Linked DNA regions of Mus musculus: region 1 is linked to region 2. The links are chromatin loops, found by intact Hi-C in ENCODE. Cell type or tissue: heart. All regions are shown on one strand.

What was found. Hi-C counts contacts between places; a loop is a spot of excess contacts. Peaks named below come from ENCODE experiments on the same cell type or tissue, not always from the same donor. Only the 100,000 strongest peaks of a DNase experiment are listed, where the experiment ranks them.
Region 1: a loop joins it to region 2, with 11 times the contacts of the local background. A loop is called at or near these places in 3 of 42 quality-filtered maps.

Annotation. Positions count from the first base shown.
Region 1 is chr11:77,462,312-77,470,311 of GRCm38, reverse strand. It overlaps Coro6 (coronin 6), which reads right to left and starts at 6,401. Exons shown (of 10, transcript NM_139128.2): 1 at 6,202-6,401; 2 at 4,524-4,646; 3 at 3,988-4,117; 4 at 3,713-3,894; 5 at 2,969-3,088; 6 at 1,942-2,046; 7 at 1,706-1,851; 8 at 1,345-1,402; 9 at 1,025-1,255; 10 at 1-933. The coding sequence starts at 6,399. The coding sequence ends at 811. It overlaps Mir12181 (microRNA mir-12181), which reads right to left and starts at 2,794; the gene lies at 2,738-2,794. In heart, CTCF peaks have their summits at 2,254 (motif pointing right), 3,063 (motif pointing left) and 7,966; DNase peaks (open chromatin) are centred at 2,431, 3,031, 7,371, 7,701 and 5 weaker places; H3K4me3 peaks cover 2,645 bases; H3K27ac peaks cover 3,475 bases; H3K27me3 peaks cover 4,272 bases.
Region 2 is chr11:77,624,857-77,632,856 of GRCm38, reverse strand. It overlaps a transcript of Taok1 not described here. Among named protein-coding and RNA genes, the nearest start is that of Taok1, 21 kb to the right of the region's middle. In heart, CTCF peaks have their summits at 2,272 (motif pointing left) and 3,128 (motif pointing right); DNase peaks (open chromatin) are centred at 2,356 and 7,496; H3K4me3 peaks cover 1,132 bases; H3K27ac peaks cover 788 bases.

The DNA of each region.
Region 1 (8,000 bases), 160 kb after region 2:
CCCCCTAGTTTGGGCAAGGCCTGGTTCCCTCATGGTGCCTTGGGGAATGGGGGCAGCATATTGGCTTTCTGTGCAGGAGGCACAGACTTGTACTTAGTGAAGTATTTCATTAGTAATGCCTCAGTGTTTCTATAAGAGTCAGCAGAGTGCTGGTGTGTGTGTGTGTGTGTGTGTGTGTGTGTGTGTGTGTGTGTGTGTGTGTGTGTTGAACCTGCTTCCGTGTGCCTGTTCTCCTGAGATTTCTCTGGTGGGGTCTGTTTGTCTCCAAGAAGCTGCCGTCTTTGGAAGTGAGAAGATGGGAAGAGCCCTCTGCCATAGAATTATGGTTGAAGCCAGTGGGTTAAGCTCTTCTGGCAATAGAAACAGGGTGCTGCTTATTAGGAGAAATATTGGAAATTTCCTGAGGTTCTGGGGATATCTGTTGAATCGCCATTCCTGTGAGGTCAGGCCTAGGCCCCTCAGCATCCCCAGGATCACGCTAATACTAAGCACTTCCCCTGCCCAGGGTAAGGGACAGAGAGGGACACCACCTCACCATGAAGCACCACTGCTAAGGCCACATTACCCCAGGCTTCCCCGAGGCCTGATCTTGCAATGTTTGGGGACCTAGTACGGAGCTCAGTCCCTGCCACTTAAGATCTGTGTGTTCAGGCCTCTTGTGGGAGATGGAGTTTCTTTTCTGATCCCTCCCCTGATTCCAACCCCACGAGGCAGGGTGCAGAGTTCCAGACCAAAAGCCGGTGCTGCCAGTCGGTGCGCCCTGCCCCATTGAGTCTGCAGTGTGCAGAGCTTTGCAGCGCGTAGGCAGTGCTAGTCTGTGCCGTCCACCAGCTCACAGAGCATGTTTTCCAACGCAGTGATGCGCTCCTCTTGGGCCTGCACTCGATCTCGGAGGGCCTTTATCTCCTCCAGCAATGTCTCCAGGGTGTGCTGCTGCTGGCATGTGGGAGACAGAAGAGACCATGGCAGAGAGCAGGAGGCAGGGGATAGAGTCAGGGTGGCGTGGTCAGATCTCAGAGCTTACCGACAAGGGGGCCTCGCTGGCGGACTGGCTGCGCCGAGGACTGGCCGGCGGGCGCACATCTAGGATGTTGCGTTTGGTGACCCGAAGCTCACGGTGTTTGGGGGGAACGTAGCCTTCCTTCAGCGAAATGAGCACAGGTTCTGCATCCTGACCTGATAGCCACTCATCAGCTTCCAGGGCAGGCTCAGGGCCAGGCGTGTCTGGGTATAGGTCATCCTGGAACAGGTCTGACTGAGGGGGTGGGAGGACAGGAGGGCCTGTATGAGCTGAGCAGTGGATGGCTGTTTTGATGCTTTCCAGCCAACGCCCTCCTTCCTCACCTTTCGCGGTACAGTCATGATGATGGGTTCACACTTTCGTTCGTGCAGCTTGTAGAACCTATGAGGGAGGGGGAAATTCAACATTCCTGCTGACTCCCCATCCTTTTTTAAAATCCCTATGTCTGTGACTAAGGTGTTGAAAGTCAACACCACGCCGAGTAATTACCATTCACACATTATCAGTGTTGGGTTAAAACACCTCTGTTGGAATGTCAGGCTAGTAGGACAATGCTGGGACTGTCACTGAAAAAGACTAGTATGGCTCCTTTCTTTTTTCCCCAAAGAACAGCACAATTAGGGGAAGCCCGGGAGCTGACATGAGAAATAGAGGCAGGGGGACAGGAGGGACAAAAGTGCTGACCTGGCGATTTCACATTTGCTGACATCCAGTCCCCGCTTGGGCATGAAACCCATACCCCGTTGCGGTTCTTTGCTGCTAAATGTGTTCAGATAATGCACGAAAGGTGGTTCTTCCGTAATTTCAAAGTACCGAATGCTACTGTCACCCTGCAAAACCAGCCAATTTAGATGGCACTGCCAGACAGCGTGCTCACATCTTCATCCTGGCCCTGGTTCTTCCAGCCCAGCCTCCAGCACCTTGCCACACAAGTAGACGATGCTGGAGTCAGGATCGTAGAATGGTAGTAACACTCCGTTGCTTGTGTCCATCTCCTGCAGGGCCACTGGCTCTTCGAAATTGTTCTGCCGAGCACAGGGAGAGTGACCAGCCCTGTTCTTCCTCCCGGGTTACATCAGAATTCGCTTTATAGCCACCCCAAATCCCATGCGTTTCCAAGACAGCTCTGGTGAGAGCTACAGGCTCTTCTAGATGCATCTTTCCCTTTCCCTCACACAGGAACACCCTGTGCGGTTGCATGCAGTCACAGCAAACCACCCCCAGGGACTTGGCATCACCAGGAGGGGGCGCCAGCGCGAGCTCCTTCAGGCGACGCAGCAAAACTGGGCAGTGTTGGGTGTGAGGTGGCAGCAACCTTCAGCCCTGTCGGAATGGGCATACCCTGCGGGTGCAGGGCGTCTGGCCCCTCGCCCGTGATGCCAGCCCCCGGGGCACACATCCCAAGCCTCCAACTGTGTTACCGGGTCCCACAGGCCTAGCTCTCGCTGGCTCATGCGGGTGAATCCCGTGGTGAAGATATGACCCAGCCGCGTGAAGACAGCCCGCATGGGTCTCATCCCCTCGTGGGCTGCAAACCTCTCCTGGGAGGAAGGGGGAGAAGGGAGGAGCATCACCTTGCTGCCTGCCTTCGGGAGATGGAAATCTGAGCAACCTTGCCAACCTGAGTGTGGGGTGGGGGTGGGGGTGGGGAAAAGGAGTCTAAGAACTCAGCTTCTCCGAGGTCAGTGGCAGGACCATGGCCTGGAGATCAGGGCTGTGAGAGAGCAAGAGGCCTGGAGCTCTCAGCAGGTTCCAGTCCTTATGCACCCTCAAAGGCTGATCCCTGGGGCGGGTGATGTCTGCAGGCATCCTAGGGTTGCAGTGGTGTTCTATCCACAAGGGAGCCCCGTGCTCCACTTGGGCCTCTTGGGTTGGGCCACCACTCAGGAGGGTGCTCCTGGTTGACCCTGCAAAGCGAGCCAATGCGCCCGCCTCCGCCTGGCCTACCGGGTCCCAGAGTGCGAGTTGCCGCTCACTCATCCTGCTGAAGCCGGTGCTGAGCAGCTTCCCGTCTGCGGTGAAGACGGCCCGCAGTGGGCGGGCGCCCTCGTGAGGCCGGGCTCGCTCCTGCTCGCAGGGTTAGTGGGTTAGAGTGCCCGCCCACCCGCCCTCCGGCTCCCAGCCGCACCACGCCTGTGCTCCAAGCAGACATGCAGGCACCCGACTTCCCAGGTTAGAAGGAGGCTGGCCAGGACAGGGCCACTGGCCTCCCAGGGCACCCAGCTGGGATAAGCCACGCTTGAGGGTTATTTCATCCCCACCCAGTGGGTCAATGGGTGGAAAGGGGGTCAGGTCTCGGTAGTCAGGCCCCAGACCCTGGAAGATGGCGTTGGATATCTGAGAGGAGAGGGTCCTGAAGCTCAGGTTTCATGCAGGTTCTGGTTGGAGGATGGAGTTTCCAGCTTCTCCCTCCTCAATCTCAAAGCAAGGAGCCCTCCTCGGAGCTCTTAGATGTATGGGAGGGGAGCGAACCGGGTTGCAGTCTGGGAGTTTACTCAGGGTAGGAGGGATTGAGGCTGTTGAGCCTGCAAGGGGTGCGGAGGGGGTTGGGTCATGACTAATCTCCGGAGTAGGGATAAGACAGGTAAAAGCTGGGACCAGAGGCTCTGATGACTGGGTATCAGGCACTAACGGCTGGTGTTGAACAAGGGGGTGCTAGCTAGGGAATAGGCAGCCAGGCCAGGCACTCACCGCAACCACTTGACTCTTCCGGGGGTCAATGATGCGCAAGGTCTTGTCCTTGCAGGTGGTGGCTAGCAGGCTACCATTGCTGTTCCAACACACGCTGTGGATGACGTCAGGGTGTATGTCGTCCAGGCTCAGCAGTACCTCCCCAGTGCCCACATTCCAGATGATGATCACATTATCACCCCCTGTCCAGAGTGACCAGGCGTATCATCCGAGGCTCTCCTTCCTCACTCCCACCCTCATCTACAGAAGGGACCCTCCTTAGCCCCACCCCAGACCTGCACTGAGCAGGACATTCCTGGCAGTAGGATGCCAAGACAGGATGCCCACACGCTTGGAGTGGCCCTCGAGTGTGATGACAGGTTCTGTGATGTTTCTTACAGGGGTGTAGTCTGGAATCTGCCACACCTAGGTAGGAAGAAAGGCAACAAGCAGGTGGGATTCAGAGATGGCTCACACACTTAGTGCTATTGGTCTTCTTGAGTGGTACGGGTCAAATACAGGAAAAAAAACTTGGTGGTACCAGCACCGTGAAGCAGCAGTTGTGAGCTCTCCAAAGACTGCCTTACTCTGTCAAGAAAACTTCAGAGTGCTGTACCCCTGCTCTTAGGGCCCCAAGTTATCCATGGTTATAATTAGTTCTAGGCAGTGCCCTCTGGGAGGGCGCAGGTATGTATTTAACTAAAAATAATCTGGGAACTGGGCAGGACAGGGCAGAGCTCCTGGCCTCTACCCCTTCTATTATCTTCCCCAGCACAGGTGAGACACCTCCCCGTTCCCCAGCCCAGCTTGGCAGCATCCACTAGTCTCCTACCATGACTGTGGTGTCATCTGAGGCACTGGCGATGACGTTGTCATTGTGTGGGCACCAGTCAATGTCCAGCACAGGGCCAGTGTGCCCAGTGACCAGTGGGTAGTTCTTATCCACTCGTCCTGTCTGGAGGGGTCAGAGAGGGTGATATGGGTTCACTGTCATTCGTGTGTGTGTGTGTGTGTGTGCACAAGCACCGCTGGGAACGGAACTCAGGGCCCAGCACTTGTTAAGTAAATGGTCAACCAATGAGCTGCATCCCAGGCCCTTGCTCTCCTGTATGTGGTTTTGAAGTGGGCAGTAGATTTGTTTACCTCTCAAATCTGTGTTATTAGTTTTCTCTTTGCAGACCTTTTTCAGAATTTAACCCCACCCCCACCCTCAGTCTACTCTTTGAACTTTGCTGGAGATGCACAGTGTGAATGCCTTTGTATTAGGAAGTCTGATTCAGAGAGACAGGCTGACCTAACAAAGTACCCACAGCAGGACACGGAACCCAGACTCAAGTTAAGGTCTCATTATGTTGATTAGCCTAGGCTGATCTTGCCTCGGTCTTCCCAGTGCTGGGCTCATGGGCGTGAACCCACATGCCCTGTGAGGAGGATGTGCTTGAACCTGTCCCCCAAGTTGGAGGACCTTTGGCAAGCCCCTGGAGAGAGAGGTCTGAGTGAGTGACTCTGACGGCAGTGGCTTAGCCCCTGGGGCAGACCTCTCCCTTGGTTTCACCTTGGAGTCATAGGCAGCACGCAGTCTTGGTGCTGAGTGTCCCTTACCAGGGGCTGGCACTCGTCTTTCTTTTTGTCTTCATGAGTAAGTTGTGGGAGCTCTGAAGACTCTGCAGGGGTTGGCATTGGCCCAAAGCACATAGTCTGGGAGAGAGGGTGACTAAATGCCATTGACATGGCAGTCACACTGGGGGAGGAGGTGGCTCGGGCTGAAATGTGAGCCCTTGGGATGCTGTCTCTGGATGGTGTCTGCATTGTCCAGCGTGAGTCATAGGCTATTGTCAGGCCTGTCCTGACCCCACCACTTGTGAGGTCTTCTTTAGCAAGGTATAGGGCTCAGTATCTAGGTCAAGGTTATGCTTTGGGGTATCTCTCCTGGGGTACAGATGGCTACGTGTCTGCAAAGGTGGCAGTCAGTGCCTGGCCCTTTCCCTCATGTGCAGGGGAGGGAAGGCTCTGACTATTGTAACTTCTCTTTTTAGTTTCATCCCACTCCCAGGATCAGAGTCTGAACACCTCTCTCTCTCTCTCTCTCTCTCTCTCTCTCTCTCTCTCTCTCTCTCTCTCTCTCTGTATCTCTGTCTCTCTCTGTTTCTGTGTGTGTCTGTGTGTCTCTCTCCATCTCTCTGACTCTGCCTTTCTCTGACACTAGGTAAAGATAAGGTTAGAGTCTGACTGGACCTTGGTCTGCTGTATCCCAACCATCTCCATCACTAACACCCATCTTGGTTTCTGCTAGGAACACAGTGCTCTGTGGCCTAGAGATCGGGCGCACAGGTCACGCTGATGTTGCTGTTCTCCACCATTCTTTGTGGGTTTGGCAAAGACAGAGTACCCAGTCCACACAGACTGCCCTTCTGGAGGCCTGGACTTCAGTGAGAAAAGGCTAGTGTGGGATATATCCCAGAGACCCTAGCCAGTGCCCTCCCAATTGCTTTCTTCCCCTCACCCCTCACCTTGGCCAGAGGCAGGACAATGAAGGCACCTCCACCTCCAGCCTCCACAATAATGGCTAGAAATTTGGGGTTGACGGCACAGAAGGCGCTGTCCCATGTGACCTTGGATACCCGGATGTCCTCATAGGCCTGGTCAGCCTTTGCTGCCTGACCAAACACGTGGCGGAACTTGCTCTGCCGAACAACACGCCGGCTCATGGCTGGGGCAAAGATAGGGAGTATCAGAGTCTAGAGGCACGTTGGTCCTTAATCCTGCGAGCTGTGGAAGGGAGGAGTGAGTGAGTAGGATTATCTGGCCAGGATCTTCAAAGTGACCAAAGTTGGAGGCTGGTTTTTGACATCTGTCTCATGTTGTTTAATATGAGGGACAAGGATGGGGAATCTCACCGCTTCTTAGACACACAGGCTAGCCGGGATAGCAGAGGCTGACACAGGGCTGAAACTTCCTCCAAGACCTAATGTTTTGAGGAGGAATATCAGGGGGTCCCCTCATGCTGCTAGTCATGTATGAGACCTCTTTGCAAGTGTTTGTCTCTCTGAAAGGCTCCCCACCCAACACCTTCTCTTTTAGTCAGTGGACCGTAGCTCAAGGCTAGGTAGGACTGCAGCCCTCAAGATCCCATATTCACATCGCTGAGTTCAAGCCGGTGTGTCTTTTTCTACAGCTTGGCCAAGAGAAGAGGTCCTTTTGTTAGCCCTGCTTCCTACTCTTTTTAAAAGATTCCTCCGGTGGTGTGGGGTATGTGGGAGTAGGGCGATCTTCCTTCTGTCTATTTCCCCATGCACTGATTTCTCCGGATGGGGTGGGGTGGGGGAGTCCTGGCTATGGTCATCTGACACAAATATCATACTTTGGTCCAGCCTCTTGGGTGCGATGCCTGGGCTGGCTAGTCCGTTCTCTTGAGGGTGGGGGCCCTCGACCCCACCTGCAAGGACCAGATGTGCAACCAGGGAGGAGGTGAGGTCCTCTTTCTGGTTCTACGACTTCGGCTTCTGGAGCTAGGAGCTTAGCAATGCTTGCTACTTTTCCCAAGGGGACACAGCAGGTTCTCCCAAAGGCCAACTGCTTCCTGCCCCTCCCCTGCCCGGGCATCCTTGTGCCCTTCAAACCACTTCTGTAGCCCCAGGCCTGAAGGCCGGCCTACTCGCCCCCTCCTCCAGCCTCCTGCCCCGGCAGTGCGTTCCTGTGAGACTAGGTGTCTCCTCGCCAGCCGCTGTCCGGCCAAATATAGACACCAAGTCCGCCCTGACGAACTGAATTTAGCGGCGGGGGGGGGGGGGGGCGCAGACCTCTGCCCCCTCCAGAGACCCCGCCCGCGCCGTTGGCTGCGGTGGCGGAGGCAGGGAGGGGGGTACCTGGTCCTAAGCCGGGCGGGGGTGCTCACGCTGCGACTCCTCTGCGGAGCGGGCCGGGGTATGCGAAGGGCCGAGGAGGCGGCGTCCGTGCGTCCGGGCCAGGGTGTTCCGGCCGCTGCCTGCGGCTCTCGGCTGCGGGCTCCGCTGCAGTCCCAGCTGCTGCTGCCATCAACCTGAGGGGGCGGGGCCGGACGGGGGCAGGGCCAGGCCAGAGCGGCTACGCCCTGTCCAGCGCGCGAAAGTCCGGCGGGCGTCTCAACTCCGCTGTAAAAAGGGAAAAGTAAGTGTGCGTGCGCTGGCGGGGTGTTCGTGCCTCGTGTCTGCCACCGTCCCTCGCATACAGGTTCGGGAGGCGCTTGGTCCAAAGAGAGACACGGAGAATGGGAGCCACCGCGCGAGATCAGGTGCCTGCGCGCCGCATTCCTGCCGCAATCGCGCAGCTA
Region 2 (8,000 bases):
TGTACAGGCAACAGCTAATGGGATACCCCACACTCCAGTTGTTTGGGACCCACATGAAGACCAAGCCGCACATCTGCTACACATGTGCAGGGAGGCCTAGGTCCAGCCAGTGTATGCTCTTCGGTTGGTGGCTCAGTCTCTGAGAACCTCAAGCATCCAGGTTAGTTGACTCTATCTAGTTTCCTCGTCTATACTATGGAGGAACTAGCTCAGCTTTAATCCCATCACCTCTGATTCTAAGCAGCTTGGAGGTCTATTCACTCAGTACAGACGGTTCTAGTTGGACACTCTCACATCTGCCCATGGCAACGCCATTCTGACCTCTGCAGCACTGGTGTGCAGCTCTACCCCAGCAAGCAGGGTTATTTCCATCTCCAATTCCTGGGTGAATGGAGCTTGGGTCGGGGGAAGGAATCTACTGAAACCTTAAATCCCCTGGCTTTAGAGAATTTCTGGAGTAAATTCACTATAAGTGGGGTATGTGCTAGATTAAGAAACCACATCAGAGCAGGGTGCACGCCTTTAATCCCAGCACTCGGGAGGCAGAGGCAGGCAGATTTCTGAGTTCGAGGCCAAGCTGGTCTACAAAGTGAGTTCCAGGAAAGCCAGGGCTACACAGAGAAACCCTGTCTTGAAAAACAAACAAACAAACAAACAAAAACAAAACAAACAAACAAAAAACCAAAGAAATGAAAAGAAAAGAAAAGAAAAGAAAAGAAAAGAAAAGAAAAGAAAAGAAAAGAAAAGCACAGTGCTCAGTCACAAAATCTCCCTTCTAGGGGGTGTCTAGGATTTACAGGGCCACCTTGTCACTGGGTGCTGAGTGAAGGACCGAGGGGACCAGTGACCCAACTTCTTTAAACCTGGTGAAGATGCCAAAGGACTGTTGCCATAGAGAGTTTAGAACAACTGGTTTTTTTTTTAGATTTATTTATGTATTTTATGTATATGAGTACACTGTAGCTATACAAATGGTTGTAAGCCATCATGTATTTGCTAGAATTGAACTCAGGACCTCTGCTCGCTCTGGCCCGAAGATTTATTTATTATTATATATAAGTACACTGTAGCTGTCTACAGACACACCAGAAGAGAGGGTCAGATCTCATTAAGGATGGTCGTGGGCTACCATGTGGTTGCTGGGATTTGAACTCAGGACCTTTGGAAGAGCAGTCAGTGCTCTTAACCTCTGAGCCATCTCTCCAGCCCCAACAACTGGGGTTTTTGAGGAGAGATCCTGATTTTTTTCCCAGTCAACATTTCCTTCTTTAAATTTATTCTACTTATTATTAGCATTTTTGTGGTACAAGCACATGCCTCAGTTTGCAGGTGAAGGCCAGAGGACTTTTAGGAGTCATTTCTGTTTGTCTGCTATGGGTTCCAGGGATCCAGCTAAGGCAGTCAACTTACATGGCTCTTTACCCCTGAGCCGTCTTGCCAGCTCTGACATGAGTGGATTGTTCTACTTCTACCATCAGCATAGTTCTGTCTTAGAGACACAGGGACTTTGGACAAAGGACTGAGGGTAAAGGTATGGGGAAGAGAATTCTTTTCAAATGAAACAGGGAAAATGCTTTGGCAGGCCTGCCCTTCTTGAAGCTGCTGTGAGCATGTTGCTCATACCCGTGCAATGTCAGTAATGAAGAATTCGCTGTGCATCTGTGTCTGGGAGGGGGCAGCTCCTGCGATTATGTGAAAAGTTTAAAGATTTTTATTTATTTTTACTTCATGAGTGTATAAAAAGATGTATGCCTGCTGTCTTCGGAGGTCAGAAGAAAGAATTCAGTGTTCTGCAACTAGAGTAACAGCTGGTTGTGGGACCAGGTACTTACTCGGAACAAAACCCAGGTCCTCCGCAAAAGCAGAAAGCGTTCTTTACCTCTGAGCCATCTATCCAGACTGACTCTTTGTTGTGTTTTGTTTTGTTTTGGTGTTGTTGTTGTTTTTTGTTTTTCGAGACAGGGTTTCTCTGTGTAGCCTTGGCTGTCCTGGAACTCACTCTGTAGACCAGGCTGGCCTCGAACTCAGAAATTCGCCTGCCTCTGCCTCCTGAGTGCTGGGATTAAAGGCGTGCACCACCACGCCCGGTTTAGACTCCACTCTTGATTTCTATTTCTCCAAATTCATTCTTTAGATTTGAGCCTAGGAGAGCACTATCCTTTTACAACTCAGATGTAGAAAGGCAGGTGTCAGCCACTAAAACCACCAAGTTGTAAGAACTTTCTGAGAGGAAATGGTTCCAAGAAAAATGTGCACTTCACTACAGTACCACCTGGTGGCAGCAGACCCATCCTTTGCTGACTGCTCATGGCCGCCGGTTGAGAAAAATCTGCCTAGTCCGTGAATGGAAAAGCAGCCAAGACAGTGAAGGTGGGGAGGGGAGGTATGGTGGAGTGCGGTGAGGTGGGAGTGGGGGTGAGTGTGAGAAACCAGGTGGTGAGTGTATGTTCAGGAGCTGCGGGAGATCCTGAAACGAATGTGAGGTCTCAGCTGAGAGTCTTTCTGAGAGAAACAGGAGTTACTGACATTCAGAGCAAATCAGTTGGTGTACAGTTGCGCGAGGTGACTTAGGTCAGTTATCCCCTTACCTAGGAGGCAGAGAGGCAGAAGGATAGGGAGTTCAGGGTTAGCCTTGGATACATATGGCTTTGGAGGTCAGCTTTGACTAAACGAGAAACAGTGTCTCAAACAAACAAACAAACAGTGTTAGGAAGATGGTTCTGCTGGTACTTGCCTCCAAGCCTGATCCCTAGGACCACATGATGGAAAGAGAACCAACTCTTCCACGTTGTCATATGACCTACACACACACACACACACACACACACACACACACACACACACACACACACACACACACACTAAATAAATAAGTAAATAAGTAAATAAATGTAAAAATAGCTGATTGGTAAGTTGAGTGTGAGGAAAGCAGGCATCATCTCTTTCCTGAGATCAGAAGAAGGTATCTAGACTGGAGCTCCAGATGGTTGTGAACGACCATTTAGGTGCTGGGAACTGCTGAGCATCTCTGCAGCCCCTTTACCTCAATTTTTAAAAAAGACAAAGCAGCAAACAAAATCCTTTCCCAGTGGTGGTTACTGAAATAACTGTTTTCCTTCTTACCACTAGAGGGCAGAATATGAAAAGAAGACTTGGGCAGTGTCACTCTCCCAAACAGGCTAAATAGCCCTGGAGGAATTCTAAGTGTTAAAGAGGAGTAAGACTTGAATTTGCTAACAAATATATCTATCTGTCCAAGATATTTCTGGCTCATACATTTCCATTAACTTCTTAAAGGCTCCAGAGTAAAACCTGAGCTAATGAGAATGGCATACAAGACTCTTCCCCATTTGTCCTTGGTCTTCCCTCCTAATTTTATCCTTTTACTCTCTGCTCCGGAAGTAAGATAGTGGAAAAGCTGGGCGTTGGGGCCAGCCAATCAGAAGCCAGAGAACCATCCCACTCTGTGACAGTGTATTCATCTGTAGTTCCTATCTAGTCTATATCTTAGTAAGGCTGCGCCACCACTGCCCAGCTTTCCATAGCTTTGTTTGTTTGTTTGGTTGGTTGGTTGGTTTTTTGTTTGTTTGTTTTTGTTTTTATGAGACAGGGTTTCTCTGTGTAGCCCTGGCTGTCCTGGCACTCACTTTGTAGGCCAGGCTGGCCTCGAACTCAGAAATCTGCCTGCCTCTACCTGGCGAGTGCTGGGATTAAAGGCGTGTGTCACCACCGCCTGGCCATAGCTTTTAAAATAAATATCCTGCTATTCATAAAATGTTTTCAGCCAGGTGTGGTGACACACGCCTTTAATCCCAGCACGCGGGAGGCAGAGGCAGGCAGAGGTTTTGGGTTTGAGTCCAGCCTGGTCTACAGAATGAATTCCATGTCAGCCAGGGCTACAGAGACATCTTATTTTAAAAACAAAACAAAACAAAACAAACAAACAACAACAACAACAACAAAAGGTTCTAGATTTATTTATTTTCTGTGTATGACATTGAACCAGGGCCTCTACCTGTGGTAGGGAAGCACTCTACCACTGAGTTACACCCTCAAAACCATACTGGAACCTGACTATTGACTTACAACATGCCTGGCACAGAAACTGTAGGTTCAGATTCTGTCTTCTCTCTCCCTCCCTCCCTCCCTCCCTCTCTCTCCTCTCTTCCTCTTCCTCCCTCTCTTTCTCTCCCCCCTCTTTCTCTCTCCCCTTCCTCCCTCTTTCTCTCCTCCCTCCCTTTTTCTCTCTCACCCTCCCTTCTTTTCTCCCTTCCTCTTTCTCCCTCCCTCTCGTTCTCTCTCCCTCCCTCCTCCCTCCCTCCTTCTCCCTCCCTCCCTCCCTCTGTCCCAACCTCATTTGATTTTATTTAGTGTGTGTATATGTGTGTATGCACGGTATTTTTGTGGAGGTCAGAGAACAGCTTTGTGAAGTCAATTCTCTTCTTTCTCCCTCCACCTGTCTGTGGATTCTAGGACTCCAACTCTGTCTTTAAGCTTCCATTTCCTGTCAGCAAGCCCTTTGCCTGCAGGGACATCCAGCTGCTTCCCCCACCCCCACCCCACACCCCATCTCTGTTTCCTTGAGACAAACTTCATATAGCCCAGGCTGGCCTCAAACTCACTATGTAAGCAAAACTGGCCTTGGACTCCTGCTCTTCCCTTCCCTGCCTCCTGAGCACTGGGGTTACAGGACTATGCCACCACACCTGGGGTTTGCTGTTCTGAGACAGGCTCTCACCCTGTGCTTTTTTGGCTAACTTTACACTTCCACATCAAAGTCCATCACTGAGGAAAATCAAGGCTGAATTCAATCGAGGAGGAACCTGGAGGAGCACCACTTACTGGCTTGTTCCTCATGGTTTGGGCAACCTGCCTCCTCTTCTTCCTCCTCCTTCTTTTTTCTGTTTTTGTTCTTGTTGTTGTTTTTTTTTTTTTTTTTTTTTCAAGACAGGGTTTCTCAATGTAGTTTAGGCTGTCCTGGAACTCGCTCTGTAGACCAGGCTGGCCTCAAACTCAGAGATTCACCTGCCTCTGCCTCCCAAGTGTTGGGATTAAAGGCAGGCCTGTGCCACCACCACCTGGCTTAACGTGCTTTCTTATACACCCCAGGACCACCTACGCAGGGTGGAACCACCAACCATGGGATGGACCCTCTCACATCATTGTCAAGAAAGGCACCACAGGCTTGCCCACAGGCCAATCTGGCAGGACAGTTTTGCAGTTGGGATTCTCCCTTCTAAAAGGACTCTAATTTGTGTCAAGTTGACATGAAAGCCAGCCAGCACAAACTCACTGTGTAGTAAAAGGCTTCCCTTGAATTTGCAGGCCTCCTGCCTCAGCCTCAGTACTGGGATTAAAGGCAAGAGCCGCCATACTCAGGCACATTATCTTTTGCTCTCTAAAAGTCTAAAGTTGAAAGAGGAAAGGGCTGGATATAGTCCACCAGGAGAGTCCTTGCTTAGCACTGGAGGGAGGAGCTAGGCTCCATCCCTGACACTGTGCTTACTCAGCACTGGAGGACCTAAGTACCATCTCAGCACTGCCAAAGGAAAGAAGGCACAACAGCAAGCAGGCAAGCAAGACAATGGGAAGGGTGAGAACGGGACCCAAGGTTTTTACCTAAAAAGAAACTGTAAGCTCAGTATCTCAAAGAAGAAAATGAAACACAGAGACTAAACTCAGTTGTAGAATATTACCTAGCATATGTGAGACTCCCCAGCACCGAAGAAAAACAATACTAAGAACAAACATTTTAATTTTAAAGAAAGGAAGCAACTGATAATTCTAAATGAGGCCCCAGCCCGGGGAAACAGCTAAGTCATGCTAATGACTAAGCATTAGGGTGAAAATGCCAAAATGTTGTCTTGCTCCTCAGGCCTTTCTGGGATATATTATATCTTAGAATAAAACAGCTGAGCTAAGTGGAGTGAGTTGCTTTTTTGTAAAATTGTTGTCAAAATGCCTAACTGGCACACGAACCACTTATCTGTTTATGTTGGGGGGGGGGGGAAACTTAGGTATTCTTCCAGGCAGCTCCTGGCCCCTGCCTGTTTTTTTTTTTTTTTTTTAATCTTCTAGAGTAGCTTTGGCCTTGTTATCTAGTACTTACTGTGGGTTTGTCTTCTCTGGAATTTTATCATTTTTTTTTCCAGGCTAGGTTTCCTTGTGTAGCCCTGTCTGTCCTGGAACTCACTATGTAAACCAGGCTGTCCTTGAATTCACAGACATCCACCTGCCTCTGCCTCCTGAGTGCTGGGATTACAGTGCACCACTATACACAACTTAGACTGTCCGTTCTTTGAGGACAGGATAGCTTGTCTGTTCCCAGCAGCACAGCACAGCGTGTCCAGCAGTAGATGGTGATATAGCAGAGATACTTGACGCAGGAAGGAAGGAAGACGCTGCTCTCTACACTTTATAGATCTCCATTTACTTCATCAATATGAAAGCCCTCCAAATAGATGCTGTTACACTCCTTGTTTGACAGGCAGGGAAAATGAATCAGAGAAAACTTTGACAATGGTTGCAAAGCAAGAGGATGGAAGGATTCAAATCAGGAAGCTTGGCTCTAGAGAATAAGCACTTAGCAATTCTGTCCTATAACCTGAACTGCAGGGGGGTGTATACAGGAATGGGAGCTAGCTATTAGGAGGACGTGAGTATATTAAGTGTGTGAGAGGACACCTGATCTCCCTGGAACTGGAGTTATAGATGCTTGTGAACCTAGGACCTCTGCCACAGTAGCAACTGCTCTTGACCCTTGAACTTTCTCTCCAGCCCCTATTTGTTCAGAGCATTTTTATATGTATTATCCGAGTATATCAAGAGTCAGCTTGTGTTGTTTTTTTTTTTAATTTTAATTTTTATGTGTATTGGTTCTTCATGTCTATGCATCACATATGTGCCTGGTGCCTTTGGAGACCAAAAGAGGTTGTCGGATTCCTTAGAGTCAGAGTTATAGAGAGTTGTGAGCCTCCATGTGTGTGCTGGAAAACTCAAACCTGGGACCTCTGGAAAAACAGCCAGTGCGTTTAACTGGAGAGCCATCTCTCAGACTCCTTTGTGTGAAACCAGCCAGCAGTTCTACTCCTGAAATACCCAGATTCTTCTTTGCAAGCACAGCGAGTCTAAATACAAGGAAAGAACAGAGAACACAGGCAGACTTATTTTGTAAATCTCTTGGCCTTTGTACAGCTGCAAACACCTGACAGGTTGGCCAGCTTTCTAGGCTAGTATCTAGAGAAAGCATTGTTTACCGTATGAAAACCTTTCCACTGGGGCTAAGCAACCACTTTCTTGGTGATTCCAAAAAGTGCCAGTTTCTCCATCAACCCAACAATGAAGAGTGTATGTGGGGTGGAAGGGGAGGGTGGATATAGCGGTGATTCCACTTTGTACTATTGTTTTTAAAGGAGTCTGGCTGTAGGGAGCTCTCGCAGATGCCTTTATTGGCAGCTTCAACTCGTTGCTTTTGAGTTGCCATGGCAACCGGAAGCCAAACCCGGGTGGTGGTGGTGGTGGTGGTGGTGGTGGGGGACGGGAACTGTTTATTGGTGAGTGATAAGGAGCCAAATGAAAAGACAGTTCTTTGAGGGAAGCCTGGGGTTGTTGGGGGATGGAGCTGCGTGTTTATGTATTAGCATAGGGTAAATCCAGATGCCTCTCAGCACTATGGATACGCAAGCAGCTGAAAGCAGGGCAAACAGGAAGGCTACCTAGGAGCTTCCTGGCATGGTTTCTTCTTCTAATTGCCTGTAGCTCAGAGATCTGAGTGAATGACCAGGGGAGAGGTCTGATGCTAGCAACTGTTCAGCACAAACACGTTCTAAAGTATTAATGGTGCCCAGTAGGACCAGGAGGAGTCGGCGCGATCCTCTGAAAGCCAGGAAATAGCAGGAGCTGCCTGTACCTGGATAAAACCCACCTAGGAGGTGAGTGAGGTTTGCGTTTGAACTGAATTCCTGGGGACACAGCCATATGGCTTCTACCGACTGCCATCC